Regions from separate parts of the Homo sapiens genome. Here all the other regions are linked to region 2. Evidence: chromatin loops called from intact Hi-C (ENCODE). Cell type or tissue: Caco-2. All regions are shown on one strand. Each heading gives the region's core, and the rest is flanking DNA. Links, peaks and the distances in the headings are about the cores only.

Region 1 (10,968 bases), core at 2,151-7,150, 60 kb before region 2:
CTTAGTCTCCCAAGTAGCTGGGATTATAGGTGCCTACCACCACGCCTGGCTAATTTTTGTTTTTTAGTAGACGGGGTTTCACCACGTTGGCCAGGCTGGTCTCGAACTCCTGACCTCAAGTGATCCACCCACCCCAGCCTCCAAAAGTGCTAGTATTACATGTGTAAGGCACCATGCTCAGCCCCTCACTCATCCCTCTTGCCCAGCACCACGGCCCTGCCACTGAATTCAGGGAGCCAGGCCATCACCCATGTGCTCTAAAACGCTTATAAAAAAATTGTATCTTACATACTAAATTATTGTAAAAAGATTTAAAAAAAAAAAACAAGTGAGACTGGATAAAAAAATTGTGGTGTATTCACATAATAGAATACCACTCGATAATAAGGAGGGGTGAAGTACTGATGCAAGCAATAACACAGATAAATCTCAAGAAACAGTGTGATAAGTAAAAGCCGGGTACAAAAGTACACATGTTGTGTAATTCTACTAACAAAGTTTAAACAAGGCTGGGTGTGGTGGGTCACGCCTCTAATGCCAGCACTTTGGGAGGCTGAGGCGGGCAGATCACTTGAGGTCAGGAGTTCAAGACCACCCTGGCCAACATGGCAAAACTCCATCTCTACAAAAAATGCAAAAATTAGCCGGGTGTGGTGGCGCACACCTGTAATCTCAGCTACTCAGGAGGCTGAGGCAGAACTACTTGAACCCGGGAGGTAGAGATTGAAGCAAGCCAAGGTCGCACCACTGCCCTCCAGCCTGAGCGACAGAGTGAGACTCTGTCCGAAAAAAAAAAAAAAGTTTAAACAGGCAAAAATAAACTATGGCGGTGGGGGTGCGGGTGGTAAGAGAAGTAAAAGGGGCTGAAAGAAACTTTCCAGGGTGATAAAGGGGTGTTGGTTACATGAGTATATTTACTTGTCAAAACACTTCAAACTGTATATTTTAGGTCTAACTATTTTGCTGTATATAAATTTTCAAGTTTTAAAATTCACAAGCTTATTTATCTTTTAACTTCCTCCCACCTCTTGACAAAAATCTAGGAAGTTTAGTGGTATAAGGGAAAAACACTGAATTCTGGAAAGGGAGGATCTGAAATGTAACCCTCTTCTCTCACCTTCTAGTTCTATTACCTTGAGCAAGTAAGTTAACATCTCTATCCCTCATTTTTCCCATCTGTAGAATGGGAAGAATCTATTAATGGTCATCTCCAACAAAATGCCCCAAATATAAAATGCCAATAATATAAAGGAAAATGCTTTGTAAATGACACAAGGTTATATAGAAAAGAGATGAAATGAATCACTATTTTCCAAATTGGGGTGGAGTGAGGGGAGGAAAATCTGCTAGAGTACCCCCACAGGGGTTATTTAAATTTATACGAGGTCAGGAGATAGAGACCGTCCTGGCCAACATGGTGAAATCCCGTCTCTACTAAAAATACAAAAATTAGCTGGGTGTGGTGGTACATGCTTGTAATCTCAGCTACTTGGGAGGCTGAGGCAGAAGACTGGCTTGAACCTGGGAGACGGAGATTGCAGTGAGCTGAGATTGTGCCACTGCACTCCAGCCTGGTGACAGAGACTCCCTCTCCAAAAAAAAAAAAGTGATGATTTCCTCTTTCTACCATTTTGAAACATAGATTTCCACAGCTGATCAGAGCCACCAAACCAAGAGCTCACATTTGGCTTCTACTTTTCCTTACACACACACACACACACACACACACACACACACACACACCCTCCCTCCATAAGCTCTGACTCCTCTTACTTGCTCTGTCTGCTTTGCGAGGTGCCCAATCTGCATAAACCATGAAAATAAATCAACCAGACAACGAGGAAAAAGCAACAAACCGCAGCCAAGGCCAAGGTACAAACCCCACCCGGGGAAGAATAGGTCATTAGGTCCTGCTGTGAGTCATGGATGTCACCATGCTTAAAGTGGATTTGGTCGCAGGAGGAAAGTCACCCATTTGTGGGCTCCTCTCTGTCTCATTCCCCTCCTTTCTTCTCCCCCCACCTTCAACTGTTCTTCTTTTTGGAGGGTTGTTTATGTGTTCTCTGCACCTCCCTCTTCCCCTGCTCTTGCTTCTCTCCTGCACTTTCTCTTTCTCTCTAGGCTGGGTTTAATTTGACACCTTGAGCTTTGGTAACGAGGTGGGGAGCAGAGCAGCCACAGCGGAATTCATTAGGCTCAACACTGCAGGGCCCGCTCTCTGTGCGTTAATGACATCGGAGGGTAGGGAAACGAGACAGCCACCACGCGAGATGAAATAAACATGAGGACTGTCAGCAGTGACAGCCTAAGCAAAGGGGACAAAATGAGCCAGGTAGAGACCTTTCCCCGTCCGCACAATGCAAACCGACAGCTTGCAATGCCCCCGCCTCTGCACAGCCTCCACCACCCCCTCCCCTGCACAGCCTCCACCACCCCCTCCCCAAAGCTGAAGGGTGGGTAATGGGGAGGGGGGTGAGATCCAAGTGTGGATGGGAAAGAAGGAAATAAAATACAATTAAATTATCATTGTTTTAACATACAAATTTCATTTATCAGTTTAATGTTGGTGGAAACCGAATTCATCACCCTCCTTCAGAGATGGGAGGTACAAGGAGGCTGGGGTGGGAGCTGACATGCCTGGGCTGGGCTATGCTTGAAGTGTTCTTTCCTTTCCCCTCACCTCTTAAGGTCTAGGCTGATTTTTTTTTTTTCTGAGCAACATCATTCCCCCCATTTTCAACCACCATCCCTCCCTGGTACTAAAGGGAATGCTGCAAGGAGGAAAAGAAGGGAGAAGGGAAGCAGAGGTGGTGGAGAAGGATCTGAAATGCTACTTCCTGCACGCTTTTTTTTTTCTTGGAGGTGGAAGGAGTGGAGGATGATGATGAAAATTCAAGCAGCATGTACTAGACGGCAGAGCAGCATGAGCTACATCCACACTGTGCAAAGTCCTTAATGTGCACACCTAGAGGAGCAAGGGCCCTGTTCTCAGTTAACAGTTGTCAAGAGACAAAGACAGGTTGTCCTGCTGGGTTAACTGGCAAGGAAAGTTTTAGGGACTATGATGGCTCTCTATTCTCCACATAATGCAGACTGTAAACAGACTAAATCAGGGCTGCCTTCTCTTCCAATAGAAAGTAGCAACGATAGTTAGGCATGGTGGTTCACACCTGTAACCCTAGCACTTCGGGAGTCTGAGGCGGGCGGATCACTTGTCAGGAGTCCAAGACCAACCTGGCCAATATGGTCAAACCCTGTCTCTACTAAAAATACAAAAACTAGTCAGGCATGGTAGCAGGTGCCTGTAATCCCAGCTACTCAGGAGGCTGAGGCAGGAGAATCTATTGAACCTGGGAGGCGGAGGCTGCAGTAAGCCAAGATCACGCCAGTGCCCTGCAGCCTGGGCAAAAGAGCAAGACTCCATCTCAAAAAAAAAAAAAAAAAGTAGCAAAGAAAAAGTCTCTCTTTACACCAGATGCCTAAGAGTCCAGTGGCTTCCCCATCTCCAAAAAGTCTCCAAATCTGACTCCATATGGCTGGCCACAATGTGAGGCCCGGGGATGGGATCTGTAGCACTACATTTGCCCTAATTTTGTCTGCAGATCCACATGGCCAGAGTTAAGAGTTGCTTCTATGCCCCTTTCCCAGAAACCTTCAACTCTTTCTCTCCCTTCCTCAGAGAGAGGAGTTTGGTAAGCAAAGACCATATTTTAAAGCCAAATATCTTTGTTTTTTTTTGGCCATGGACTTCTCAAGCAAAGTTTTCAAAGAACCCCCAAAGCTGGCAATGTTATTATGAGAAGGGACATGAAAGCCATTATATTTTTATTAACTAGCATTAAGAGGAATTCATAAGAGAAAGTATGTGAAGGCTGGATCAAGGTCCAAATTCAAACTTAGAACAGACCCAGCATGGTCATTTTGAGTTGCATGAGTTTAAGTTTGCTCCCTGGCAGGGGGTGGAATGCAATAAAAAGCTAACTTGAAAGTTTGCTACAGTATGCTGCAGGGATGTGAAGGACAAGGGAGGCCAGGTGCAGCAGACTGGGAGCTCCTTATGCTTGAATTCATGGGACACAATCTAGGAAGCCAAGTGGCCATGGCTCCAAGCCACACATAGGAACAACTAACACCAGAAAACAGCCACTTTCGCATACTGGGGGGAAAAAACTGATAGATTTAGGGCATTATCTTTTCAAGGGGTTGGGAGGATGACAGTTTTGTCAAACAGGTCCTGGGTTTAAGGTTTAGAGACTCCCAACAAAAGTATTCTCTACATTCGAAAATAGTTAACACTTTCCTTCCCTATATGGCATGAAAATAGATGAGTCAGCACCTCATACTAAGCACTGTAATCCCTGAAGGAAAGCGATCCATTAATAAAAGTGCTTTAGATGTGTTTTACATCTAAAAGACTAATTTTGTTTTAAGCTAGAAAATATGATTATAGAATACTTTGTTAAGGGAAGGAGACACACACAGCCCATTTGTTTTGGAAGGCAGCAGGTGAAGTGACTAAGCGCATGGCGGTGGGAGAGGACCTAACTAGATCTGTAGGCCAATGTTCCCACATTGCAGTACATTCTAGCATGGACCCCCTGAAAATGATCCAGGTCCAGAATGAACACAAAGTAACCCCACAGAGGTGTGTCATCTTGGAATGAAAGAGGCAAACAGCCTAAGTCACATCAATCACAAAACTGTGATACCAAAGGTATCACAGTTAAACAAAAAGCATGTTTCCCATATTACTCATTTGGACCCTCCCACAATTTTCTTTCTTTTAGCCCAGTTCTAATTGCAAGCCTGCCCCTGGGGCTAGAGGCCCCTGCTCTGGTGCATGTTTTCATTACATTACACTGCCTTGCTCAATCTCTAAGGTAATCTCTGCAGAAGCTGATTTCTCCTCTCATGTTTTCTCTCCTATCTGAAAAAGAAAGCCAAACGCCCTCCCGCCAAGGGCAAGCAGCTGACAAATCAACAAGTCCAGGGTCATTCTAAGAGGCATTAGGTATAGTAGAAAGAGTGGGGTAGCTTAGAGTAAGATAAACAAGTTTGATCCCCTTCTCTACTATTTACAGGTTTTGGGACCCAGAGAAAATTATGTAGCCTCTCTGGGCCTCCATGTCCTTCTCTGTAAAATGGGGAGGATAACAGCAACCTCTCTGCTGCGTGCAAGTAAAATATCCTAAGTGTGATTTCCCTACAACGGTAGCTGGCATGTGGCTAACACTTTCAGTGGGAGCCAGCTAGTGAGGAGGTGGCCAAAGAACTTGCTGTGACACTTCTGAAGTTTCCTGGCCTTGAAGTATGTGAAAAATAAGTTACACAAGCCAAATGGGCTACACTTACTATAAGAATAACCTAGAGCTTGGTAACTTCAAAGTACAGTTTTAAGTTTCCTTCCTCCACTGTTAATTGGAAACACTTAAATCACACCCCTAATAATAAGCCTTTCTTTGCCTTTCTTTGGGCACACTCAAGCTCACCTCCTATTGTCAGCCTTCCCAGGTCCCCGGGTATTTCACAACCCCAGTGCATAACACAAAAGCTGGGGTGGGCTGGGCACGGTGGCTCACGCCTGCAATCCCAGCACTTTGGGAGACCGAGATGGGCAGATCACGAGGTCAGGAGATCGAGACCTTCCTGGCTAATACGGTGAAACCCCGTCTCTACTAAAAATACAAAAAAATTAGCCGGGCGTAGTGGTGGGCGCCCGTAGTCCCAGCTACTCGGGAGGCTGAGGCAGGAGAATGGCATGAACCCGGGAGGCGGAGTTTGCAGTGAGCCGAGATCGCGCCACCGCACTCCAGCCTGGGCGACTGAGCAAGACTCTGTCTCAAAAAAAAAAAAAAAAAGCTGGGGTGCTTTGAGAAAATACAGATGCTCAGCACCAGCCCCCAGATGTTCTGATTTCATCATTCCAGGGTAGATCCCAGGCACCAGTAATATTTTTTAAAAGTTCCCCAGGTGATTTTAATGTTCAGCCAGGGTTGAAAACCACTCTGTACCAAATATACTTGTTATTGAAAGGTTTATGCATAACATTAAAAAAAATTTTATGATGATTTTTATTGCCGTAACAACTTGGCAGAAGGGTTAGGCCTGCTCACCTAAAAAGGAAAGCTCCTCAGGCTTCTTAAAAGATCATACCTGGGAGGGGCCCAGGGGGTCAACTAGGTCACCTCGATTTCATGGAGGAGGCTGACAGAAGGAAGTGACTTTCCCTGATAACAAAACAACTTCCCAGCAGGGCTGGATTCCTTCCTGGGAAGCCTGCAGTCTTTACGATTTTCCTCCTTTGGCTGTAGTGGTGGCTCTGGGGTCCGGACTGCCGTGCTCTTCTCTCTGCTCTTCCTCCCTCTTTTCTCATCCTCCCTAGTGGTTCCTCCTCCAACGGCCCCTGTTCAACCTTTAGTGCTAACTGCTATCAGTTTGAAGAGTTCATTCAGTGCCTTGAGCTTTGAAAGGGAAGGTGCCATGAAAATCTTAATAAACAAATAAATAATTCATACTAGGCATTGGTCTATTCTCTGCACCACTGGGTTTCAAAGGTTACTTAAAAGCAGACTCTTTCCCACAAACCCAAGCAAATAAAATCCATGAAACAAAGGTGCAGGGGTTGAAGTTGGGGTGGGACCCCCGAGCCTGTAGGGCTGCCCCCCTTACTACCAGGAAGGCTGTCCTGGGACATCTCCACACTCTTCCGAGGGCCATGCCCTGCAGACCAGACTGAATGCCACCACACTAAAGGTATGAGTGCACAGCATGTGTTTGCGGTGGGCAGTCCTAAAGGATACAATGGCATTCCACTACACATCCTGACCCCTAAAAAGGATTTGCTGTAAAGCAAACACACCTCTGTGAAAAACTGCATGTACTGAAATTGGGTGGTGAGAAAAATAAAGAGACATGGCGGTAGTTGGACCTGCTCAATCTACTCAATCCTGAAATGGATTTAAGACCCCATAACTATCAAAAAAACTCTCTCCTCTCAACGAGCAGGGACATATCCTAACAAATGTACACAGGTATGTGTGACTTTCTACCTATTATCTCTCCTGAAGACTTGGTGTCCCCAAGTCTTTTTTGCATTCAGAAACAAGGAATAATGGAGCACAATTAGAAGTAAGGGGTCGGTTTGGCCATATCTCCCCATCAGAAGCATCCACAGGTCTTTGGCAGCCAGGTCAGAGGTTGCCTCTTCTAGGTAGTCAGCCTACAAGGGAAGCTCTAAAAACCACCCTCTAGTTGATTCCATAATGTATGTGGCTGTCAATGACAAGCTTTCCTACTGTTGATCAAACTAGTTATGCAGTAACCACTACTGATTCAGTACCTAAATTTGCCAAAAACATCAGATTGATTATTTTAAATGGTTTTCATAACATAGATGCGGTGAGGATTAAAATGGGATTTTTCACTTGTTTCTTTGTTCCTTTAACCAGCATGCTGCTCCTGAATCAATTTCCCCTTCATTCTTCTGCTCCAAAGAAATTCTGACTTGCTGAAAAGACTAGGTCTGAATAACCAAAATGCCATCAAGAAAAGGAGGCACAGAGAGAAAAATAAAATCCCTTCAGATTCGCATCTTGTGTTATGCATAAAAGCACTTTTGTTTGGCCCTTATAATTTTTTCCCCAGGGCAGTTGCCATAATCCCCACTTATAGATGAGATAACTGAGACAGAAAGATGAGGTGACTTGCCCACAGTCACACAGTCTGTGTCTTCTGAGGCTTGGATCCAAGTCTTCCACTTCTCAATGCAGTTCTTTACCTATCACACAACTCCTGCCTCAAAATTCAAAGCGCCCATTGTTAACCTGGACTGAAGAAAGTTAAAAAATCACTGAAAAACTTTAATTCAGGACGGTCACATCACCTTAGTGTTGTCATTTCTGCCCAGTATAATCTCATTACCATTTCCAATTTCCCTGGGGACAAATTTGCACATTAATCGGGAGTGAGGTATATATCTGTGTGTACGTGTTGGCAAGAATAATGGGCCCTCAACTATTTTCAAAGGTCCCCTTACTTTGTCCTCAATATTTCCATCCCAAGTCCTCCTGCCATGGTTTTTCTCCCACCTCTCTTGTTCCAAGTTCTTTTTGATCACCCCCCACTATACTCTTTAGCCCTAAGCCCCCCTTCTCCTCTGCCTTAAAATCAAACAGCCATGGAGTTTGTTCAGATTCCCTATTCATCAAGGAAATGAATTCCATATGCATAATTCATTTCTTTTGTGAACTTTTTTCCCCTTCAGGGAGTTAATGCTCCCTAGTGCATTGGGAACAGAGACAGTGACAGAAGGACCAGAGAGCAAGGGGGCAAAAATGCTTTTCCCCATGTAAATGGGACAGATAGGGGCCAAAAGGTCTGGCCTCTGCTGGCGGACACCTTGAGCTCTACAATTCTATCTCACCAAAAGAAGGGGGGGAATCCTGTACTGGTTATTAGGGCACAATAGGCTTCATCCTTAAGGGTGAGAAGCCCAGGGAGCCCAGAAGCCTTTTGAGGCTGGAGGCCTTATTTCCAAACCCAGTGGATGACTCATGGGTAGAAAGAAATCGATAGAGTCCTCCCACTCCTTTATGTCTCTGCTCATATTAAAAACCCAAAACTAAACAAAGAGATATACACCGTGCCCAATGCACCATGTTTAACAGCTGTTGCATTTGGAGAAAAAGCAGTCCCTAGTCCAAAGTCAGATTTGAAAAACGGCTTTATTAAGAGAAAGATTTACTGTATATGAACTCCAAGACTAGAAACTGGAGGAGGAGCAGCTGAAAGAGACAGATCTGCCAGACGGAGAGCCCAACTGATTCCACTGGCTGATGTTACCTCTTGGCAAGATACACTGACCCACACAACATCCTGGACGTTGAAGCCTTTGGTTATTAACTCTTTAATAACAGTCTGGAGTCCCCAAAGTTCAGAACTGATTTAATAAATGGCACAAGACACATTAAGGCCAAGATACAGTTTTTATCCTGAAACAGTCTATTTCAGGCAATTCATGTTACTTGGCATCTTATTTAAATATTTTTTAATCCATCCTTCTTTTTTGCTTTTAACTTCCAACTTTATCTCCATTTAGGAAAAAAAAAAACAAAAGCTGATAAACGTTTTAGATTTAGGAATTGTTTTGCCTGATTTGCCCAAGACCACCTCTTAGCTCAGGGTCTGCATTTTGTAAGCGAAGGGTGGCAGGCTCTCTTAGAGGAACTGTCTAGGGTCCTAAGATGAGCAGAATTTGACACACACCTCCTAATATAGACTGCTCCAAAGATGCTGTTTAATACATAATAATAAAATTTCATTTGCGGTTTACTTTTTTCTGTACAGTTGGATATAGACTAGATAGGTAATGTACTAGTAGGAAACAAAAGTGGATCCACCAATAAATTCAAAGAAACAGAAATTTAACTGTGAATCCTGTAGAATTAACTTGTAAAGACAAGTAAAATCCCCCACGGCTTTCATCTAATGTATGAAATGAAAACCAGAAAGCAGCTGGCCAGCCTTTTTTAACCCTATATTAGAAGCATGATGCCAAAAGTAAACACTCCACATAGAAACTAGGGACATCATCGACATTTAGGAGATTAGAGAAAGGGCTTGGCTGCTGACCTCAGAGAGCTTATAGTCTATTTACAAAAGAAAGAATTGTGAAGGGAATGCCAAAGTTAAAGTTAAACTGAACCCAAAGAATATACAAGCAATAAATATGTGAGTCAAGCTGCTCCCAATGGTTATCAGGGATTCTCAGCTATAACCTACATAAGAGTCTTCAGACCACAGTGATTTTGTACAAGGGCTTTGGAGTCAGGTAGACATGAGTTTAAACCCCAACCATGCCACTTACTGGTTACATAATTTTGGACATGAATTTAGCCTCTCAAACTTCATCTATAAAATATATGTGATAACTTTGCTTCTTCGTTGGCTATTTGTAAGAATCTGATTAGATTAATTCATATAAAATAATTCAGTAGTATGCCCAGCATGTCATAAGTATCCAAAAGGTTGTAACTTAAATAAATAAATAAATAAAGCCAAGGTATTAGCTCATGTACCATTGGAAACAAACAGTGCTGCAGACTGACATGGTAACAAATAACTTGCTTTGGCACATGGTGGGAGGTCACATTCTGGAACTTAAAAATGTTGCCCTATCTGCAGTATGCCACATATCTGGTTCTTGTGTGGACTGGCTAGAAAGTGAGCCAAAGAGAATTAAGAAAACCAACCCCTTCACCAAAAACCAAGTTTTCCCATCTTCTTCTAGAATATATACCCTGAACTTTGCCCTTTCTTTTTATTAGGTGGAGCCTCCATTCTATCTTCCACCACGACACCACGTCAGCATTGCTCTCTTTCCTATACTAAATCTGGAGAGTAAATGGCATCACCCTGTCACGGGGGTAGGGAGAGCGTCTGCAACGCCCCATTTAACTGCTCTGTGCTCCTATCTTTGGGCTTCATTAGCATATTTCAGCAGTGCCTTGATGGATGAAGATGGATGGGGCAACATCATCCTTGGTGAAATCACTGTTTCATCAAGGTTAAACCAGCCTCAAGCTTCGCCACCTCCCTTTGTTTGGCTAGGTTTCTAATAACAAAATTAACGGCAGAATTAATGCCCAGGAGGCTCCCAGTGAAATATACTGATGCCCTCAGAATGAAGCTTTATCCTGGACCTCCCAGTTTATAATCCATCAATCAGTTGCTTCTATACTTTATCTTAAAATAAAACATCAACTCCATCACAGCAGACGCCAGCTTCTCTATCCTTTCATCTGAAACAACTGGGCTGGGTAAAAGAATAAAAGGTGGCTCGTTACCTTAGAATGATCACAGTGACACCAGTCCAAGCAGAGAGCAGAGACTGCTTATGTCCAGTCTCCAGAACTAGACTGTGAGCTCCTTGAAGGCAAATAGTTTTTGTTCTATTTCCTTCTAATATCT
Region 2 (10,968 bases), core at 2,886-7,885:
AAAAGTATCTCTCTTTTTCTCAGTGCTGTACTAAATGATCTCCCAAGTCTCTGTTGCAGCTTTAGCATTCTGTGTTTCATCTTGTGCTTCTGCGTGATCTTCCTACAGCAAGTTAGAAGGAGAATTTAAATCATGTCTTTATAGAGGCTCAACGTCCTTATCTCTAAAATGGGGATAATGCCACCTTTGATGTGAGATGAAATAGGAAAGTGACATGAAATTAATAAAGTGCTATAGAAATTAAGTTATTATAATAATCACACTATGCTATTAATTCCCAGGAGGTTCTACCAAGAAACAGCAACCTGGTATGACAGGTGAAAGAAGGCTAAAGTGGGAAAAGTGAAGCTTCTCCCAAAGGAAGAAAATATCAGCCTCACCTTAAAGTTTCCAAGCTTACAGGCATGAATGAACTCTGAGAGAATCAGGAGCTCAATCTCTCGAGAGCAAGAGATTCTCAGAACAGTCATGCAGAGCCACGGAAGAAACGGAGATAATAACAATAAGTGCCTGCATTATGTGTGAAAAGCACCTTGGTCCCCAAGCACAAGGCACTTTATATTTTAAAGGAAGTACATGGTGTGTTTTCAACCCAGTGAAAACTAAAAAAGGAAGAAAAAACTTAGCAATATTTTTGCAAAATTCTGGCTATTTATTATTTTTCCAGCCCCCACCCCGCCGCCACAACCTTTAGAGGTAAACCAAATACCCACATTTTTATAGATGAAAACAAAACAGAGGCTTACAGAAGTAACTTGCCCTGGGTTGTGCCACTGGTAACCACTGAAGCTGGGGTTTACAACCAGGACTCTCTGATTATTTTTCTCATCAGGTAAAAGGTGAGACAGTATGGGAGCAGACACAGTATTTCTAACCTTTTGGGGGCATAGATTAATTCTTTGGAAGTAACCTTGGCACCTGGGGTCCACCTAACATTTGAAAAATAAAAGTGCTACTACAGCAACCCACCAGGAGTCAAAATCCAACAAAATGATGTCTGGAATTATAAAGAGATAAGTTGGGTTAAAAAAGAATCTAAGGGTTGGCCAGGCGTGGTGGCTCATGCCTGTTATTCCCGCACTTTGCAAGGCCGAGGCAGGCAGATCACTTGAGCCCAGGAGTTCAGGACCAGTCTGGGCAACATGGCGAAACCCCATCTCTATTAAAAATACAAAAATTAGCTGGGTGTGGTGGCACACACCTGTAATGCCAGTTACTTGGGAGGCTGAGGCATGAGAATCCCTTGAACCCAGGAGACAGAGGTTGCAGTGAGCCAAGATCACGGCACTGCACTCCAGCCTGGGCTACAGAGCAAGACTCTGTCTCAAATTAAAAAAAAAAAAAAAATCTAAGGATTGTGTGCTACATACAAATGCTGGGAAAGTACTAGCTCCCAAGTTCCCATTGTGGGGAAGGAGAGAGAGCAGCCTGTCACAGGTGAGTGCTCACGACAGAAAACCCAGGGGCAGTCTTTATCCTCAGCAAGGCCAGCGCGTGGGAGCCTGGTGTGTCCAGGAAGCAGCAGAGACTCTACTCAGGAGGGATGGTTGGGGATACAGAATTCAAAGCCTGAGGAGCAATAAGCCCTGACACCTGGCTGGCCACATGTGGTCGTAGATCCTGTACTGCTTTTCAACTTACTGTGTGGAGATGCCATGCCAATTCCAACAAGGCCATTCCCTTTCACTCCCCCTGGTCCAGGCTAGACTCTGCCCCAAAGCCTCTGTGGCCAGGGCCAGCACCCTCAGACTCTGCTCAGACACTGCTGCTTCTCAATGACAAGGAGAAATGGTAATCACAACTGTGGCCTCAACTTCTCCTTTCCTTTCTCAACAGACCATCAACTTTGCAGACCCTTGAGAATTAAAGGCCTGCCAGGGATGATCTTAACTTTGGAAAGTTGGGCTACTAGGCAAATTTGCAGCAATAGAAGCTGCTTTGTGATTTCCCTTAAACTCAACCAAAATGGTTGGCATGGAGGTTTACACGTCAAAGCTAAGTGTTTCTATTTCCTTTCCTAGGACATATACTGGGATGAACCTCATCCAGACTCTCACACTCAAACTATGAGCCCTGTGAAGATTTCATATGCTAGGAAAGAATCGCTGTTGCTCTCTCTTAAAACCACAGACTTGAACACAACTTGATTTGAACAAAGGCCCTCCTCCCCACCTCCCTCCAGCTTCCCAACCCCCATCCCCTTCATCTGCCTTTCCCCCCAGCCACATTAACTACTCAGAAACACAGTCACTCCACTCTAGAGTTACTCAGGAATCACATTCTTAGAATAACTCATCAATTATACCTGTCAACTTGCCAAAAGTGCCACAGGGGAGGTGGAAAGTCTAGACTGCAATGAACTGCAGTGCCACAGCACCCCTGTTCACAGAAGGCCCCAACTTTGCAAATGCCTTTACAGGCTCACAAGAAACAAGAATCCAAGGAAATACAGGAGCACTGGGTTAGAATGCAGACACTATCACCAAGTTACTCTCAGGCTCAGGGTAGGGCATGGATCTCTCCATTTCTCTACTTGTAGGATAGGAAAACCTGCACAAGTCTGCTAACAGAATGTTCTGCCATACAAAGCCTGGGTTAGGAAACATTAAAAAGAAATGTCACTGTATTATTTAATATGCACACAAGCTCATCATCAATAAAAGCACTGCCAAGAAAGCAGCGCCATGACAGACATACTTTTAATTAATTGGCAAGGATCATTAGTAATTAGAACATTTATTGTATGCAAATGCTGCTGCTAACTCTGAAAAGTTTACTCTCTTAAGCAGGGTAAACATTCACATGAACCCGTTTGTGCTACTAATATAGTTACAGAGCTCCTTTTTTCATGGGTGAAAAGGTAAGTTTTCATTCAACTTAGCCCGAAATTATTTAGAATCCACATTATCAAAGATCTTAATTAATAAGGTTTTCCCTTGATTCCAAAATTTTTTGTGAACAGAACTCTTTTCCAGAAATATTTAACTGGGGGCCAGGAGCGGTGGCTGACGCCTGTAATCCCAGCACTTTGGGAAGCTGAGGCAGGCAGATCACTTGAGGCCAGGAGTTCCAGACCATCCTGGCCAACATGGTGAAACCCCGTCTCTACGAAAAATACAAAAATTAGCTGGGCATGGTGACACATGCCTGTAGTCCCAGCTACTTGGGAGGCTGAGGCAGGAGAATCGCTTGAACCTGGGAGGCAGAGGATGCAGTGAGCCAAGATCATGTCACTGCACTCCAGCCTGGCAACAGAGCAAGACTCCATCTCAAAAAAAAAAAAAAAAAAATTAGCCAAGTGTGGTGGCACACGCCTGTAGTCCCAGCTACTCACGAGGCTGAAGAAGGAGAATCACTTGAGCCCAGGAAGCGGAGGTTGCAGTGAGCCGAGATCGCACCACTGCCCTCCAGCCTGGGTGACAGAGTAAGATCTTGTCTCAAACAAACAAACAAAAACCTCAATAAATGTCTGGAAGGGTAATCATGCAGTCAGAGATTTTTTTTTTAATATCCTGAATCTTCAACATCCCTGTAGAGCAGACTTTGCTCTTTATTTGGTTTACAGTTTAACAAATCCTTAGATCAATGCCCTGTTTACCCCAACAGACTAAACTCCCAATTGCTCTAACCATCCAAGCTTCCAAGGGCTAGGTAAAAGCATACACTTTTGGGAGTCATATATAGTCCACTATGATTCTGAAGATTTAGGGGAGGAAAAGGCAATAGATCTCCTGGTCACAATGCCAAGTAAGATTTCACACTGTTGTCCTCCTCATTAAGGCTCACCAAAAACGGCACCTCTCAACTTAACTTCCTCCTCGTCAGTTTAGGCCCCATTATTCACTTCCCACAGAGCAGCTTGTTTACCTGAAGCACAGGGGGGCGGCGGCGATTGGGAAGAAGCAAGCAGTGCAAGTGAGCAAGTCCAGAGCACAAAGAAAACAAGGAGCATGCAGGAGAGCCCTGTGGTAGCTCCTAATGAGGCTGGGACAATCAAGAAAGTGTTCCCCTTTTGGCTCCTCCCTTTCCAGTTGCGCTGGCCAAGGTATTTCTTCTATCTGCTCCCTGACCCCCAGCTTTTTTTTTTTTCAACACAGGGTCTCGCTCTGTTGCCCAGGCTGGAGCACAGCAGCACGATCACGGCTCACTGCAGCCTTGACCTCCCAGGCTCAGCAATCTTCCCACCTCAGCCTCCCGAGTAGCTGGGACTAGAGGCATGTGCCACCACACCTGGATGTCTTATTATTATTACTATTTGTAGAAACAGGATCTCACTATGTTGCCCAGGCTGGTCTTGAAATCCTAGGCTCAAGCCATGTCTCACCTCAGCCTCCCAAAATGTTGGGATGAAAGACATGAGCCACCGCACCTGGCCTTTCTTATCAGCCTTTTTACGGGAGGCTCCGTGTGAGCATTAAGATATTTATTTTTCTCTGACAAACAAGAGCACCACAACAGGAACAGAAATCTAATTCAACTTCAATCACTGGATCACTATAAGACCTTGGAAAAGTCACTTCACCTTCCTCCCCAGCAATTCAATCTTAGGAACAGGAATCAGAAAAGTATTTGTCAGTCTCCTTCCCCATGGTGACAGGTGGATAATATCTCCTCCACCCTAAATACCTCGCAGGGATGGAGAAGGATGGATGAGCAGGCATTACAGCCAATATTCTACTCTCTGGCAATAAACAACTCACCTTTTGGAGGTAAACGGTCTCTTTCCAGGGCACCAGGGGATCATTTAGCACTCTGGAAGAAGTAATTTGCTCTATGGTTCTCTGGTGTCCTGAAAAGTGTAATCCACCTCCAAAAGGTGAACCCTTATATCCCAGAGAATTTGTTTTCTCTGGGATCAGAACGCTTTAATGTTTTCAGTTTCAGGAAAAGACACCACAGGTATCATTTTCTGGTCAAGAGAAGACTCTTCCCTCTCCCCGCCCCCTCTCCTTACTGATCATCCCATACTCTCTTCCCCTCAAACAGAAACCAGATGAAACCATCTGCAAACAACTTGGGAATGCTGTGTGTGTGCCTGCAGAAACTTAAACAAAAATCCTTTCTCAGCCGCGCCCCCCTCCTCCTTCCAGTGGTTGTTAAGGGCCCGGCGAGTTAATGGGAACTTTTCTCCTCTCCCCTCCCTCCCCCACTGCCCCTCTCCCGCCTGGGTCCTCAGCATTTGATTCCTGTCTGTCACTGAGTGATGAGGACAAAGGGTGAGGAGTCAGGAAAAGGTCTGCGCCACTTTGTTCAGAGTCTGGATTCGAACTTTGGATGAACCCTTCATCGGGGAGGGGGCTGGGGAGGAGGGGAGAGGCCGGCAAGGAGAAATCCGCTGCTGTTCTCGCCGCTGGAGCCTCAAAAAAGAGAGAAAGATTCTCTTTAAACAACAGAAAGGAAAAAAGAGGGTTAGGAGGGTAGAAACAGCCTCCCTCAGCCCAGTTAGGAAAAGGAGGGCATGGTGGGGGCGGAGGGATAAAGGGGGCTGAGCTTAAGAAAACAGAAGGCCGGGGCAACGCGCTCAAACAAGGCTGTTGGGCCCATGCTGTGGGCGGCCAGCCAAGAGCTAGTTTTGTTTCTTCCCCCTCCAGCCTCTCTCTCTCTCCCTCTTATTTTTTTTCCCCCTAAACCAAAGGGAATTCCTAATAAAGCCACAGCAGACTTGTAGAGAGCAAGGGAAAGGAAGAAGGAACCAGAGGTGGGGAAAAAAACAGATGAAACTCATTGCTTTCTGGAAGTCCAGAATAAAGAATATATATGCATATAAAATTATAGCACACTTCACCATATGCTTCGAAACTAAAAAAAAAAAAAAAAAAAAAAAAAAAGCTTAGTCCGGAGTGTATTTCTCTTTTCTCTTTTTCCTCATCTCTGTGTGTGTGTGCACTTACATATACTGGCTGGCAACTTTTACCGTGTGATTTTTTTTCCCCAAATCCTGTACTGTAGTTTTTAAAAAGCACTATTAACATACAGTTGAAGTCACAGCAAAAGCCAGTTTGTCTTCTTTGTGCTCAATAAAACCCAGCTGAAACTCTTTCACCTCCCCTTACTATTGATTTTTCTATTGTGCTCTACAGGCGGGTGTATCTCACTCACTCATCAGACTGCCTTTCATTCTGTGAACCTCTCTGACCGCATCTGGATGTGAGGTTTTTCAGCTCCCTGCGATGGGTATCCTTGCTTCATTCAATCATTTGGGGCCCGCATGCAACCATGCAGTCACTTTTGGTTTGGCCTCTGTCCTTTGGTCTTTGCCCCAGACTCTGGATTTCACTTCCAAAAAGATCAGGTGTCTATCCCAGCACAGAAGATGAGAGGTGACAAGGCATCCTTGCATCCTAGGGCTCTTTCTCTTCTCTTCTTGCATATAAAAATGGGACTTCAGTGACTGTGCAGGAGATTCAGAAAAGGGGTGGGGGATGAGAAGGAGGATCAGGGAGGAGTGTACTGCTGCAACATCTGGCACCTGTTCTACCTCTCCTGGGGACACCCCCTGGTGTGGCGCGTGTGAGGCTGTATGTGCCGGACTGCTGCAAGTGAGAACTCTGTGTCTGTGTGTGCCTCATCCGCACAAAACGATGTGAAGAAGAGAAGCAGATGGGTCAACAGGATGACTATTCATTAATCTTCTGAGAAACTGGGTTAGGAAGTGAATCCGTGTATTTAAAACTTCTCATTTTGCATTCCTATGAATGGGAGAATAAACTCTACACTTTGAATAAGAGTGCATGACATCCTTACTCTTAAAAAAAAAAATCAGACACACAAAGATCATCAGCTAACAACAAAGAGGCAGATAAAGTGCTGGGTGAGTATACACAATACAAAAAGGGCTCCTCACCCGACAAAAGGGAGTGCTAGAAGCATAGACCTGAAAGGGATCTTATTAATCATTCATATCTAACCCCTTCACTTAGAGATGAGACAGCCAAGACCCCCAATGTGTAAGCAACTTACCAAGTCACCACAACACTCTCCACAACACTCCCCTCTGGTGTTCCTTCTGTCATATACATTGCTTCCATGAAACTAAGGAATGGACTTAAGTTTAGGATAAGGATTACCAAAATCACACCCATACACTTTTTAGGAACACATCTACATAAAAGTGAAAGATAGCAGTACATCTTACCTGAAGATACAGCAGTAGTTGTAGCATCCTACATCCCAGTTATGTAAAACCGGGAATGAGAAACAGGGACACACACACACAAACAACACCCTATGCTGCTCAATGTCAAGCATGGGCTTGCTATTTCGCTGGTATACCTCGTTATGCATGACATCCTTACAACGCAGAGCTGCTGCTGAAATTGGGTGTGAGGTCGACATTCAAATCTCATTCTCCATATAAAATCCTGGTGGACTGTTGCCACTGTTCTCTCTGTGGGCAGATAACCTCTATTTTCAAGTTCCCTCTGCGGATAATGGTCTCGACTCACCATCATCTGACTCTCAATCACACCTCTCTGTTCAACTCCCTTGAGATCTCCAGCTCCATATTCACTGCATGCCCCACGAATTCTGTGTTCAACAGGATTTCTAAATCTATGCCATGTTCTAAATCAGCCCTCCACATGCCTGCCAATCTGTGACTTCTTTCTCTTGCTTTGATTTTATAAGCAATTGTGACAGTATAGGTTAACAAAGAAATCTTAGTTACATGGTGCTTTATAATTTACAAAGCATTTTACGCCCATCTCACTAGAGATTCACAACCTCCCTGGAAGTGGACAGGGCCTGGATAATGAGTGTAACTAGTGCCCCCATTACAGATAAGAAATTGTTCTGAGTGAGGTGCCCCCTCATTACCTATCAACTCAACATAGAACAGTCCAGTAATTGTTCCCTTGCATCATAATGCTGCTCCACATGGGCTCAGATGTTTCCATTCCACCTTGGAAATGAAAAGGGGAAAGCATGCATTTATTGAACATTCATCACGTGCCCAGTCCTGTGTTTGATGCTTGTTCTTGCAACAGGGATAACTTCAGCACGTTTACCATGAGCAGCTTCCTCTAGCACAGCAATGAAATACATGCACATGTGTCTTCTGCAGATAGTACACACCCCTTTGCTCTTCTTATTCCTATTTGTCTGAACACATTACAGCAATAAGTCAGTCCACCAATGTAAACCCCTAAACATAAGATGTGTGTGCCCATAGGACTATGAGAGCAATCACCTACATTTACAGTTCTTTCAACATGTGTGTAGTACAGCACCTATCTGTGAATATCAAAGTTGTACTGCCAGGTTCCCCAGTTGTTCTTCTCTCTTTTTTACTAAGTACTCCTGGAAAAAGCCATTTGTTGAATATCTGAATGAATGAATGAATGAATGAATGTCATAAGCACTACTTATTCAAAGGATGTTATACAGAAGAGGTGAAACTATATATTGACATTTATTTCATTAATTACAGAAAGGAAGGGGGTTCTTGTTTAAGAAAGGACTTCCCATGAACATTGGATGTAAAGAAAAAGTTTACAACCCAAAATGCTAAAAGCTTCTCAGCTAGACATACATTGTTATTAGCTGCCAAGATGCCCAAGTCAGGATGGCAGCCTTGGCAACTAAGAAGAACATAAATAAGAAATCTTAATAGATTGTGGTTCTACTGAGCAAGAAAGTGAAGCAACCACAGAAAAGAATCAGAGAAAGGAACTGGTTCTAGTGGTCTCTAAACCAAGCCAAAAGAAATGTTCAGGACATTTTTATTTAAATGCACTGGTTCTCAATGCCTGACTACCCCCCTCAAAGACTACAGTGAGATTCCTTGCCTGACACTGTCCCCCAACCCCAACCTCCCCAGACAAGTCTATAAATAGCAAAGCCACTAAAGCAAATGCTAAACTCAACACTGAGTGGGGCTGATGAGGAGGGAAGTTTGCAGGGAAAACTGAGTTTCTCACTACTCCTTACTCAGAAACATTAGAACTGCCCTGGGATTGGGGGAAGGGTATCCCCAGGGAATGACCCCAAAAAGTGACAGCCAAGTTTGAGATATCACAGACCATGACTAGGAATTTTCACTAAGGGAGGAGGGGAATGGAAAAAGGTGGGTAAAATTCTTCTTTCACTCTTCCCCAGGAAGAGGTTTAAATTACACATACTCACATTGGAAGGGGTTGGGGAAGGAGTGAGGAGTGTGCCCAGAAAGATGTCCATTCCATTCTTTCCCTTGCCTCCAGTTCTACAACCTCTTTCATTGATGTCAAATTAATTAGTTAATTTCCATTTTTAGCTTCCTGGTTTTATTTATTTTATTACTATTATTATTACTAGCAGTAGTAGTAGATGGAAGAGTCCTTTTCTAGTATTTTGGTTCATCTGATGGGAGGAAAACTGGACAAAAGGTCAACATGAACAGACAGAAAATTAGTTTAGCTTTTAAAAGAGGGGGAAAAAGAAAAGAGGAGATTTTGCAGATGAGAAGAGACAGGCCAAACTGTGGATGGGGATAAAAGGAAGGTACTGGAACCTGAGCCCTTGATTAGTTAAAGAAGCAGCTGCCCCCTCACCTCCGCCTCTCCCACTGGAAGGTTGTGTCCAGCCAGCTTCCTAGTCTGATTATCACTTGCCTTCACACGGTCCTCAGGTGTCCTCTCTTGCACACCTCCCATTCTACCTCACCCCCATCTACTCCATGATACCCCTCTTACTCTTCACACACCAAAACACAAAATCTTAACTCAGAAAACAGAGAGCTATTCAAGAACTTCTCCCCATTCAGTAACATGCTGATCCAAACCAGAAACCTTTCTCTCTGAGCACTTAACTGGAGTGATCCAATAGATCTAAGAGATCTAAGAGGCTTTTCCATCCTGTCTTCTAATTCTCGACACATCACATAAGAGCATACATAAGATGAACAAACTAGTATCCTTCAAGCAGACAATACTACTTTTAGATCTCTCTCTCTCTCTCTCTCTTTCTCTCTCTCTCCCTCCCTCCTTCCTAGAGACTGAGTCTGACTATGCTGTCCAGGCCGGACTAGAACTCCTGTGCTCAAGTGATCCTCCCACCTCAACCTCCCTAGTAGCTGGGATTTATAGGTATGCACCGTACTGCACTTGGCTTTTGGAAATAATTTCTTAAGATATTCACTCTAAAAATATAAGTAAATCCAAAGTAGATTTAGGTGAATTATTTGTGATTCCTTTCCTCCTTCCCCTCTCCCTCCCTTCCTTCCTTCAACTAGCATTTGTTGGGCATCAAATATATATACCAGGCACTGGTCTAGACATGCAAAGATGAATAAAGCATGGCTCACTAGGACCTTACCATCTTCAAGGGGGAGCTTGCAATCTTGGAGAAAACTGGATTCATCTTTCAGGACTTTCTTTGAGAACATATTGTGGGTTAAGTGCTATGCTATACTTAAGTTATCTTCAAGGGCCTGATCAAGAGCTGCCCTAAAGCGCCTTCGTTTTCTCCCAGAGGTAAGCAATTTGAGGACAAGTTCCTATCTTATATTTCTCACTCTGCCTGCCATAGAAGTACCTGGCAAATGGTTTTTAAATAGAAAGAAGGAAGAGGAGAAAGGAGGAAGAAAAGGAAATAAGGTAAACATTATTTCTAATAAGTGTAGCAATGAGTATCTAAAAATTAACAGCCCTGGATAAAACCAGTTGTGGTAGTTATTTGCTTTTTATACTCTTCATTTTACACGTATGTCTCAGGGACTGTCCCTCCTGGCCTTCTTAGGAACCATGTTTCTTCTGTAAGCCAGTCACAAGAATCACAATGGTGGCCACAACTCCAGCTGCCCATGAAAAATGGAACAGTGTCTCCCAGCTAAGGCTGCCAGGTCAAGTCAGGAGTAGACTAAAAGAGGGGCCCCACTCCCCTCTCACCCTGTGACCTGAGATTCAGAGAGGCTGGGTTAGTTAGCCCAGGAATGGAACCCTCTTCCCTAAAAAAGAATGGAAGCAAAAAACCAAATCTACAAGACAATAGCCT
Region 3 (10,968 bases), core at 3,088-8,087, 94 kb before region 2:
CGCTAGAAATGTATGTGGCAGACTTTCCATCTTGCAAAGGATTAGAGATGGAAATCCCATATATCACATGAGCAAATGCGGAAGTAAGTTTTGCAATGCTATGGAACTGAAGAAATTTCAGTTATTATTTTTCAGGTATGGTTCCATTTCTGACAGCACCTGCAACTTTATTAAAAGTTCTTCAGCAATGCACCAACCTCTCCTTCAAGTTGTAATTGATCTGTACTCAAATACATCAGAAACTCTCTCTACTTATAGGAGCTTGCTACCAAATACTTTACCGAACTGAGGAATGTTTTTTAATAACGTGAATAATTATCCTCAAGTCTATCTGAACAGTAATTTCCAGTTAATGATAAAGTGTCTAAAGGCGGATGCACACGTTTCAAAGATAAAGCCCTAAGGTTGAGAAAATGACGATGAAAAGATAGCATGAGATGCATGGTCCTTGACATGAGGGGAAAAGAGCTGGGAGAGGCAGGTGTCCCCCGGGCAAAGGTCTTTGCCACAAAGATTAGTTCCTAGAGAGCACCATGGTTGTCGCTAGGGGAAGAGCCTAGGGCATGTGTGGTATCTTGGGCATATCATAACAGAGTCTCAAATAGGTCTCCACTGCAGGGCACAGCTGGGGAGAGTTAGCAAGATCTGAAAACATGAAACCAATAAAGAGAAAGAACAACCCACCTGGTTCTTATCAAAGTTATTTCTTCTTTAAGTGAGTGCTAAGTCCAGTTTCTGCATATATAAGTTCTTCGGAAAGAACTCAGAACTAAGTGCCAGAAGCCAATGCTGGTTATGTTACTAACTGTATGGCTGGTCCACCTCATATTGCCAATAAGACATCAAATACTCTTAAAACCTTGCGTATGTTTTTGGCTTCATTCAGATGTGCAACGAGAATCCCTGTAGCCACATAAGCTGGGCTGATACATAGTCAACACCAGTACAAGTGGACCAGAAGCTAGACACTAAACTATTTCCTTTTTTTTTTTTTTTTTTTTTTAGACAAGGTCTCACTTTATCACCCAGCTGGAGTGCAGTGGTGCAATCATGACTTGCTACAGCCTCGACCCCCAAGGGCTCAGGTGGATCCTCCCATCTCAGCCTCCCCAGTAGCTGGGACCATAGGCGTGCCCCACCACACCTGGCTAATTTTTGTATTTTTTGTAGAGACAGGGTTTCACCATGTTGCCCAGACCGGTCTTGAACTCCTAGACTCAAGCAATCCTCCTGGCTCAGCCTCCCAAAGTGCTGGGATTAGAGGTGTGAGCCACGTGTCTGGCCTGAAATACTTAGATACCAGTTGATAAACAGTTGTGCCTTACACTACCTCTCCACCTCCAAATGCCAACCCCTTTTTGTTCCAGCCTCTCTTCCTTATGTTCCAAGGATCTAAGAGTTAAAGTGTTAATACTCTGCATACAAAAGGTAGTCTTGAGGACCATGCTCCAGAACTATGGCTGTTGTCCACCCTGACTTGCTGGTGCCCATGCCACCATGATTGTTATTAAGTAGCTTGAGTTCTACTTTTGCATCCAAGAATTACGAAAGGTCAATGCATCACTCATTTGGTTTTGTTTTTGTTTTCGTTTTTTTGGTTTTTTTTTTGGGATGCAGTCTCGCTCTGTCGCCCAGGCTGGAGTGCAGTGGCACGATCTCTGCTTACAGCAAGCTCTGCCTCCCAGGTTCACGACATTCTCCTACCCCAGCCTCCCGAGTAGCTGGGACTACAGGCGCCCGCCACCACACCCGGCTAATTTTTGTATTTTTAGTAGAGACGGGGTTTCATCGTGTTAGCCAGGATGGTCTCAATCTCCTGACCTCGTGATCCGCCCGCCTCAGCCTCCCAAAGATCACTCATTTGTTGAACAAACTTACCCATGGCTGAAGATGTACCTGACCCATGCCTAGGAGAGCAGGAATATTAAGTGGTAACCTTGTGTCTCCCATTGATTCACTTCTGTGAACACAAGGAGGAATCCCTTCCCCATTCTATCATCCAACCTCTCCTTTCTACCTTCTGATACCTTAAAGTGCCTTTCCTCCTGACCATTCTGGGGCTGCTGCCAAGGTAAGTTCTTATGACCCATTTGTTCCTGATGCCACCTCTGCTGCATCTGTCCTTGTTTTCACTCTGTTTGATTCCCATCAAATGGGCCATGGAAGTTTCCCAAGAAGCCACACCAAATAAAAATGACAGGTTTGGCAACAACAGAGAAACCTGGTAAAATGTTGATATTTGACACAGCAGAGAAACTGGGAAATGGGTGAACAGTTTAGTCACAGATCAAAAACCACATACTCACAGGTTCCAGGTGACCGAACACTTTCATCTGAAAAGAGTACAGTGGTAATCACCATAATAATAAGGAACATCATTTAGTGAGCACCTACTGGGTGTTAGGCCTTTACACATATCCCCTCATCTAATCCTTGTAAGTTCCCCGCCCTGTAGGTAGCTCTCCCCTTAATAGATGAATAAATGGAGGGCTGGAGAAATTCAGCAGCATTGATTGCCAATGTCATCAATAGTAAATATCTGAAGGAGGATTCAAACTCAGGTCTAACTCCAAGGCCCAGACTCTTCCCCTGGGTGGTGCTGCACTTTGTAACACTCACCACGGGGGAACAGGCACCTAATGTTCTCCAGCAGAAGCTGCAAGAAAACCATGGTCTGAGGTTTTCTCCAACAGATCCTGAACTCTCACTGCCAGGAGGGCGGCCTGTGTGTATAGAATGCACTTAGCCTTTGGAGTCATACAGTCTGAGTTCCTGTCCAGGCTTTTTCTCTCACTAGCTGTGTGACTTTGGAATTAACTTAATTCTCACTTTTCCCTTCTGAAAAAGGGGAAATGCCTACCCTCTGTTTCAATAATTGAGAACTGCTGTAATAATTGTAAAAATGTGTATAAAAGTCCTAACACTGTTGCTTGTACAGGGAGGCTTCCAGTGAATACTAACTTCCCTTTTGTCTCTGGACCCTCTTCCCTTTGCAGGGGAAACAAATACTCTCACATTATTTCATGGCTGTAAGAGGTGGGAAGGGGGACCGAGTGGAGCAGAAATCTGGCTCAGATGTTCACTGGGAGGAAGTGGACTCTGCATTTCTTCCACCACAGGAAGCATGAAGGTGTTACTAATTTGTTGAAGTAAACTTGTCTGGGACATTTTGATAAGCTGCTGCTATGCTATTTTTGTGGGCTAAAAAGTACATTTTTCATATAAATAGAACTAAAAATAACAACAACTGTAATAATGCAAAGAGATACCAAAAAAGCCATTTCCACCTCATAGGAATGAATAGCCATGACAGCAAGAAACCTTCAAAAAGCAGGCTGTTGCAAGGTGTGAATAAAACACTGGTGGAATCTGCCAGTGATGCTTTTGTATGACTTAGACATCTCCTAAAAGACAGGACTAGAACCCTGGATTCAGAAAACGAGGCCCGCGTCTTGGTCAGATCAAGAAACATCCTGTGTCCTTGAGGAAGTCATTAACCTCTCTGAGACTTACTTTCCCAATCAGTAATTGGTTCTTGTAATTTATGTCTAATTCCTAAGGTTGTGGTGAGGATTACGTGAGGTAACATATCTATAAGTGAATTTTCTTTTGCTTCTTGCTGAAGTTCCACACACAAGACTAAGTAGTTCTTAACCATAAAACGTTATATAAGGTTTATTTACTTTCAGTATTATGGAAATGAGTGCAAGCAAAATAGGATTATATTCTGTAAATATATCGGGAGGGGAACAAAGAAGTGCTATCGTCAAACACAGTGCCCCAGATCTTTTTGCCAATACAAGGTGACATAAGGACTCTGTCTCAGGAACCTCATGGGAAAAGCACTCCCTTCCTTTTTAAGTGATTTCTGAAAGCAGAGGGTGATAATTCTCTTTTCATATTTATTATCCTCAGGAAGTAACTTCTTCATGTATCTTGATGCTCAGAGAGGTCATTTGGGTCTATGAATCTAGAACACTCAGAGAAATATCTAAATACAGTCTTTTCAGTGAAAGGACTGGTCAAAGAAGAATCCTGGTCTGCCTCAAATACCTGAGATCCCTATTTTCAGTGTATTATGGCATCTAAAATTTTTAAAGCATTTTTTTAAGCCTGCTTCTCAAAACTTAGGGAAAGCAGTAAAGCATAGATTGCCTTTTATCTCCCTCAGTTTTTCAGAATTCATAATGCATAAGAGAGGTCAAAGAATAAAGACTTCTTTTATTTCTACAATGCTTTCACAAAGTGTCCAGAAACAGGGAAAACATGATGATAATGTTACCTGCCAGAGATAGGTAAGATCTATCTACAGATATACCTACAAAATGCAAACAAGACCCTTGAGCTTAAGGAATTCACAAGGATATTCATAAGGCTGCTTTAAAGGTAAGCATAGCTGTTAGATATTCTGTACATAAACAGGAAAGAAATCTTTAGAATAATTACAGGCTGGGCGCAGTGGCTCATGCTTGTAATCCCAGTATTTGGGAAGGCCAATGCAGGAGGATCATTTGAGGCTAGGAGTTCAAGACCAGCCTGAGCAACATACTGAGACCCCTTCATCTCTATGAAAATCTAAAAAATACATAAAATTAGCCTGGTGTGTTGGCACATGCCTATATTCCCAGCTACTCAGGAGGATTGCTGGTGCCCAGGAGTTAGAGGCTGAAGTGAACTATGATCACGCCACTCCACTCCAGCCTGGGTGATAAGAGTGAAATCCTGTCTCAAAAACAAAACAAAACAAAACAAAACAAACAAAATCCAATAAATCTTAAAGTGATCCCTCATCAATACTGAAAAAAAAAAAAAAAGACTTCACACAACACAAGCACATCTCAAAAGCAAAATTTGACAGTAAGTTTCTGGACCATGTTCAGCAGTCAGTCCTTAACTAGTTTATTCTAAGATGGGTCCGCATTAAAAGTGAGAGTGTGTATGTGTTTTGGAAGGTGGGGTGGTAGTTCCTGACACATTAACAAGGTGATACAGAAGAAAGACTTAGATTCCATTCAGATGATCTGGTTTTGAAAACCAGTTCTACCACCACCCAAGTAATCTTAGGCAAGGCACTTAACCTCCTGGAGCCTCAGTTGTCATACATAGGAAGATTAATGACATGTACCTGGCTTATCTCCTTTGTTGCGTAAGTCAAGATAATAAAAGTGAAAGAATATGGCCTGTTAGAAGAATCGCTGGGCTTGAAATCAGAGAGTCCGGGTCAAAGTCTTATTTTAGACACTTTCTAATGACCTTAGGCAAATTCCTTGCAATTTTGGGTTTCTTCTTCTGTAAAATGGGGCTATTTCTTCTGTCTCAGGACATACCACTTGGGATCAAATGAAAACACCTGATATGAAATAAGGAAAGCTATACACCACCACACAAATCTGAATGCTATTGACTGATACAGGGCCATGCAAATACAGGATGTTACTGTTATCTGCTTACTAATACATATCAGCAGCTTTGAGTTTTCAACCAAAATTTGATGATGGTTGTAGAATCACCACTCTCTTGGAGGCTTTCTTTCCCTCCATCCTCTGCGTCAAGACATGCTTAGTAAATAGCTTTCCACATCAAAAAACTCACAGCCTGGGTTCTGAGCAGTACTCGCCTATGGGAAAATAAGCAGAATGAAAGAAAAGGGCCTGACAACTCTAAGAGCTGCTCTGCCCTTGCAAGGATCCCATCTGCAAGGAAGGGAGGTATGAGGGGAGCAAAGGAAGAACTCCTTCCGTCGGCACAAGTTGTTTCCCAGGGACGAACTCTGATCCATGACGGGACTCTGCAATGGCAGCAGCCACAGGTTTTATGTCCCCGAGCACAGTGGCCTGATTACTCAGTTACCAATTCCATCAGCAGCCTGAGGAATGAGGTTGCTATTTAACAGTAGAAGAAAAATAAAGGTAGAACCTAAGGCCTGGTGATCCTTAGGGCACATAATTAGTTTCTCTTTTTTTTTTTTAAGTTGAAAGTATCCAGTTTATGGGTACAGTTAAGAGTTAATAAAAACAGCAACTATTAAATGACTAAAAGACATCATTCCTAAAATAAAAGCTCCTTGAGGTCAGGAGGTTTGGTTTTGTTTTCCTTATTTTGTTTACTGATGTATTCCAAGAACAAAGAACAGTGCTGGCATTCAGTAGATGCTCAATAAGCATTTACTCAGCAGACGGATGGATGAGCTGATGAACAGGTTCTTCCCGTGGGTTCTGGAAGAGCTGTACCAAAACCAGGCTTTTTTCGAAATACCTGCAAAAAAAAGTGGATGATTCCAAATCCAACTGAAGTGTCTGCTCTCTCTCCAATTCAGAACAACCAGAAGGGCCTGTCTGAATTAGTAATGCATTAAAGAAAAGTAGGATTATTATATTCCAATTCTTTCCATCAGATGTAAAACATTATTGGTAGATCACATCTGTTTTAATAAATCTGTAAGAAAGACGTGTAATTATAATTATGTTACCATTGTATGTAAATGGCATTTTAACAAGACATATTAATACATTTTTATAGAGTACTTACAGCATACACTACAGAAATACTTAAAGGTGCTATTTTGATTGCTTGGATTCTTAAACGTTCCCTCTGAAGTCTTTACATATTAGTGTATTTAATGTTTCTTCATTTCCGGGTAAATATTTTTACCAGTTAAGACAAAGGCAAATTTGAGTTCCCGGGACCAAATATCAAAACATTGAGGACAAAAGGGTTTAATTTTTTTTTAACTTTTGTTTTAGGTTCAGGGGTGCATGTGTAGGTTTGTTATACAGGTAAATTACATGTCATGGGGGATGGGTGTATGAATTATTTTGTCAACCAGGTAATAAGCATAGTACCTCATAGGTAGTTTTTCAGTCCTCACTCCTCTTCCACGCTCCACTCTAAAGTAGGCCCCAGTGTCTAGGGTTTAAACTAATGAATGTTTTTACAATTGAGTTTTCATTTACTTTCTATGTTCTGGCTTCAACAGGTTACTGAAGCTGAGTCTCTCTCCTCACAGGCATCTAGGCCTGACAATCAGCTGTGATGATGTATCTTTGAACAGTTGTATCTCTAAGAGGAGGCTATAATTAACCTTGAAATTAATATCTTAATATATCAAAAGTCAATTGATTTATTTTAAATGCTTAGTTTTTCAACTCATTTTTCATTTACTTTCTAGTGTTCATTCCCTATGATTAAAAATACATATGAATATGTATATACAGGTATAAATGTACATGTTATAAACATACATACAAATTTCATTTTCTATTACCTGAGCACAAAGGAAAAAAGTAAAATCGGCTTTCTTTTATCTAGTTCTTAGGTTGAGTTTGTATTACAAAGAAAATGATTTATTAATGTATTTATTTGAGATAGGATCTCACACTATAGCCTCGAACTCCTGGGCCCAAGCAATCCTTCCACCTCAGCCTCCTGGGTAGCTGGGACTACAGGCACGCTCCCATCATGACAGGTTAATTTTTAAATTCTTAGTAGAGTCAGGCTGGTCTCGAACTCCTGGGCTCAAGCAATACTCTTCCCATGGCCTCCCAAAGTGCTGGGATTACAGGCATGAGCCACCATTCCTGGCCAGGAAAGGGTTTTAAATTAAAAATGCCAGGCTCACACATAGTAGGTGTTCTGTAAGTGTCTATAGAGTTATGAATTAAGAATAAATTAGAAATAATGCACAGAAACCTAAGGAACTGAGAGTTTTCGTTTCGTTCAGCCTAGGGAAGAGAAGATGAAGAGGTAAAAAATAAGTCTTCAACTATTTGAATGCAGGAGAGCAATAGATTTATTCTACATTGTGTCCAAAGGGAGACCTCAGACAGAATGGGGAAAGTTCCACTGAAGCAGATTCAGTTCACCATGAGAAAAAACAGCCTGTTTGATGTATACAATAGCCTAGCTGCATTTTTTTGTAAAATAATAATTATCCTGAAGGCTCCTTTAAGATAGAAGAATTTATGATTCTGTGATCTTCTTTCCTATTTCTAGAAGTACTTAGACAATATTCAGAAACATTAGCAGCCCTGTAGCAGTCATTGTAGTAGTGGTAGATCCACTGCATAAGAGTATAAAATCAGATCGCTTTATCTGTACACCAAACCTCAGCATCACACAATATACTCAGGTAATAAAACCTGTATGTGTACCCACTGAATCAAAAATTAAAGTTGAAAAAGAAAATAAAATCAGATCCCTCATGAATCTGTAATTCTAAAGTTGTAAATGCTCTCTCTTTCAGATATCCCCAAAACAGGAGTATGGGCTTTGCTTAAAATTTTTTAAAAAGGTAAATGAATATAATAAATGTTTGCTTTATAAACCTCTAGAATATAATTTTTAAGTAACTAAGTTCTAATTCCTTATGAAATATCTATAGGATCTGACTGAAAATAGATTTTCCTTCCACTTTCATTAAACCATGTAGGTCCATCCTACCAACATATAGCTATACGAATATACAACTACAGGCCGGATTTCCACATGGAATGGACTAATATATCTGCTCTACTCCATGGTCTTACTCTCGCTAGGAAGGAAGAAATTGTTAATTAATTCACGTGACTGATATTTCCAACAACACTCCTTTGTCCAAATAAGATCACATCAGTCAGTTTTCAGACAAATAAAAAAAAACCAGCAGGAGTTTGGAGTCATAAGACATAATTTGTGAGCTTCATTTTTCTGAGCCTCAGGTTTTCCATCTTTAAAATGAGGGGTGATCAATGTTTGTCCTAAGTACCTATTTCACAGGGTAGTTATAAAGATCAAATGAGAACACAAACATTAATGAAAACCTATAGTGCTACTCACAGGTGCATAAATTTAGAACATAACTGTGAAACATACGATAATAGCAAATTTTGTCTCCTAATTACTTAGACAATGCTTAAATGAATACAACCTGTCTTCTTTTTCTTAAGATTCAATACAGGTGTTGGGTTTCAGATCCAATGACCTTGGATTTATTGTTGTAGTTGTTGACAATCTGATGATCTCAGATTGTGACTTTATAAATAAAAAGGTCAAACGAAAGGGGTCTGCCTACTTGCAGCAAAAGCCCACAGGATTGCATACACTGTGTCCCATCACCTGTTTTCAAAGGAGCCTTTCCACTGCATCATAATTTTACTTGTCTCCTACTAAGGTCCCCAAGACCTGACAGCACCCCTCCCACCCAGTAGACTGCTCCCACTGTGATGTCCACAGCAGCCGATGGTCTCAGTAACTGTCTCACTGTCTTCATCCTTCCGCAGTGCAAACAAACTAACAAAAAGTGCAGAATTTGGCAAGGGTTTTGTAGTCTTCCATCTCTCTACCATCATTTCCTGCCTGGTGACTCTTCTTTAACCAGATAAAAAGGCATCATCCAGCTAGCCCAGCCTAGGAAACAAATTATTGGATGTGGTTAATTAAGAGTATAAAAACCTATGTAACGTTTAGGGGAAGAATGAGTATTGGGAAGAAAACCGATGGATGGTTTTTATATTTATTGGCAAACTCATTTCTGAAAACACTGGTCTTGATACAAGAAGATACATGTAGAATATGAATTTAGTGTTTTCTCCCTCTGCCTATGTGAGGATAATTTCCACACCACGTACGTGATTTTTCTGGAGTCTCAGATAAATCTAAATTAAAATAACCTTAGAGCTCCTCCTTCTTGCACCTCCACACAGGTCTCCCCTGGAGCTTGGAATGCATCTAACAGATGCCCTAAGAGAAAAAAAAAAAGTTGTTCATAAAACTACCATGCCGACTGAGGATGAGAGAGTGGCGTGTGAAGAAGATACCCTTAGCTGTGGTTTCCTTAGCACTGTGTTGATAGTAACAATCTATCACCTTCTTCTTTAATAAAGAGGGGTTTTGCTGAGATAATTATATAAGTGTACATATTGGCTGATGAAAACTAACAGATTACAAGACATAGGTTAAATTGTTGCAGGGATGTGGGGTTAGCCTTCCCCTAAATGGGCTGTGGCAGCTGGATGACTGGTTCCCAAGACTTTTCACTCAGGCCTTGGTTACCAGCTCATGTTCTCAGCCAGTCACGTGAAGAAGGCCAATGGCTCTGCTCATCAAAAATGCAATTTCCCACACATGGAGGACAATAGCACAAAACTATTCTCTTTCATTGCCAAATGAATTGTGTTTGGTAATCTGAAAGCATCATAAATTATAGAGACACAGACCCGAGGAGGATTATGCCTTCTATGCTGGCTGTGATACACAGAGAGCCTTGTGTGGATACAAACAGGGCTGGCGGCTCCTGGGTACACAGAAAAGGAATGCAGAGCTCAGGAGCTGAGTCCATCATATGGCCTTCAGCTTTGCGTCTTTTGTTCCTCTATCTGTTCCACCAAAGGACATCCTCATCCTATATAAACATATGGATACATGCGCAGTAAACAATTCCATTGGATCACCCCCTTTCACTATATCTCCTCTGTTCAAGAACCCACAATGATTCCCCACTACCAATCACATCAAGCCTACCATCCTTTCTTGAGTTAAGGTACCATGTTGAATTGAAAAGAGGTTGGTTTTAGACAGACCTGGGTGTGCATACTACCCATACATTTTCTTTAAAATGGAGCCAATAATACTAAATGGATAGGGTTTTTAACAAAATATATGTGAATTACCTACTTAAAATTCCCTTTGCCTCCTCTCCATAATCTGACCCTACTAATGCCATCCTATTCCATCACTACTGTAACCTCAAATCTGCATCACGGCCAAGCCAATCCCCTCATTGTCACCCTCTTCCCTTGCCAAAGTACTTCCGTGCTTCCTTAGTGCTGGCTACTATCCCCTCTTACTACACCATGTGTCCCCACCCTGCACACACTAAGATTTCTATGTATCTGTTCCTGCCCCATTTCTTCACCCCATCCCTACCTCCTCTCAATGAAGCCAACCTTAATTTTCATGAACCCCAAACCACTGCTTTTGTCTCTGAAATAT

The links. Hi-C counts contacts between places; a loop is a spot of excess contacts. Peaks named below come from ENCODE experiments on the same cell type or tissue, not always from the same donor. Only the 100,000 strongest peaks of a DNase experiment are listed, where the experiment ranks them.
Region 1: it touches region 2 in a loop (4-fold over the local background); 1 of 110 quality-filtered maps calls a loop at or near these places.
Region 3: a loop joins it to region 2, with 3 times the contacts of the local background. A loop is called at or near these places in 1 of 110 quality-filtered maps.

Annotation. Positions count from the first base shown.
Region 1 is chr1:164,642,706-164,653,673 of GRCh38, reverse strand. All of the region lies in intron 2 of PBX1 (PBX homeobox 1), which reads right to left. Among named protein-coding and RNA genes, the nearest start is that of PBX1, 89 kb to the right of the region's middle. RefSeq lists an enhancer at 1,747-2,873. In Caco-2, for the core only: no CTCF peak of the experiment used is centred there; DNase peaks (open chromatin) are centred at 4,011, 4,863 and 6,193.
Region 2 is chr1:164,583,334-164,594,301 of GRCh38, reverse strand. All of the region lies in intron 2 of PBX1 (PBX homeobox 1), which reads right to left. Among named protein-coding and RNA genes, the nearest start is that of PBX1, 30 kb to the right of the region's middle. RefSeq lists enhancers at 677-1,620, 2,702-3,669. In Caco-2, for the core only: no CTCF peak of the experiment used is centred there; DNase peaks (open chromatin) are centred at 3,939 and 5,131; H3K4me3 peaks cover 769 bases.
Region 3 is chr1:164,677,597-164,688,564 of GRCh38, reverse strand. The region is part of intron 2 of PBX1 (PBX homeobox 1); the gene reads right to left. Among named protein-coding and RNA genes, the nearest start is that of PBX1-AS1, 92 kb to the left of the region's middle. In Caco-2, for the core only: no CTCF peak of the experiment used is centred there; a DNase peak (open chromatin) is centred at 5,084.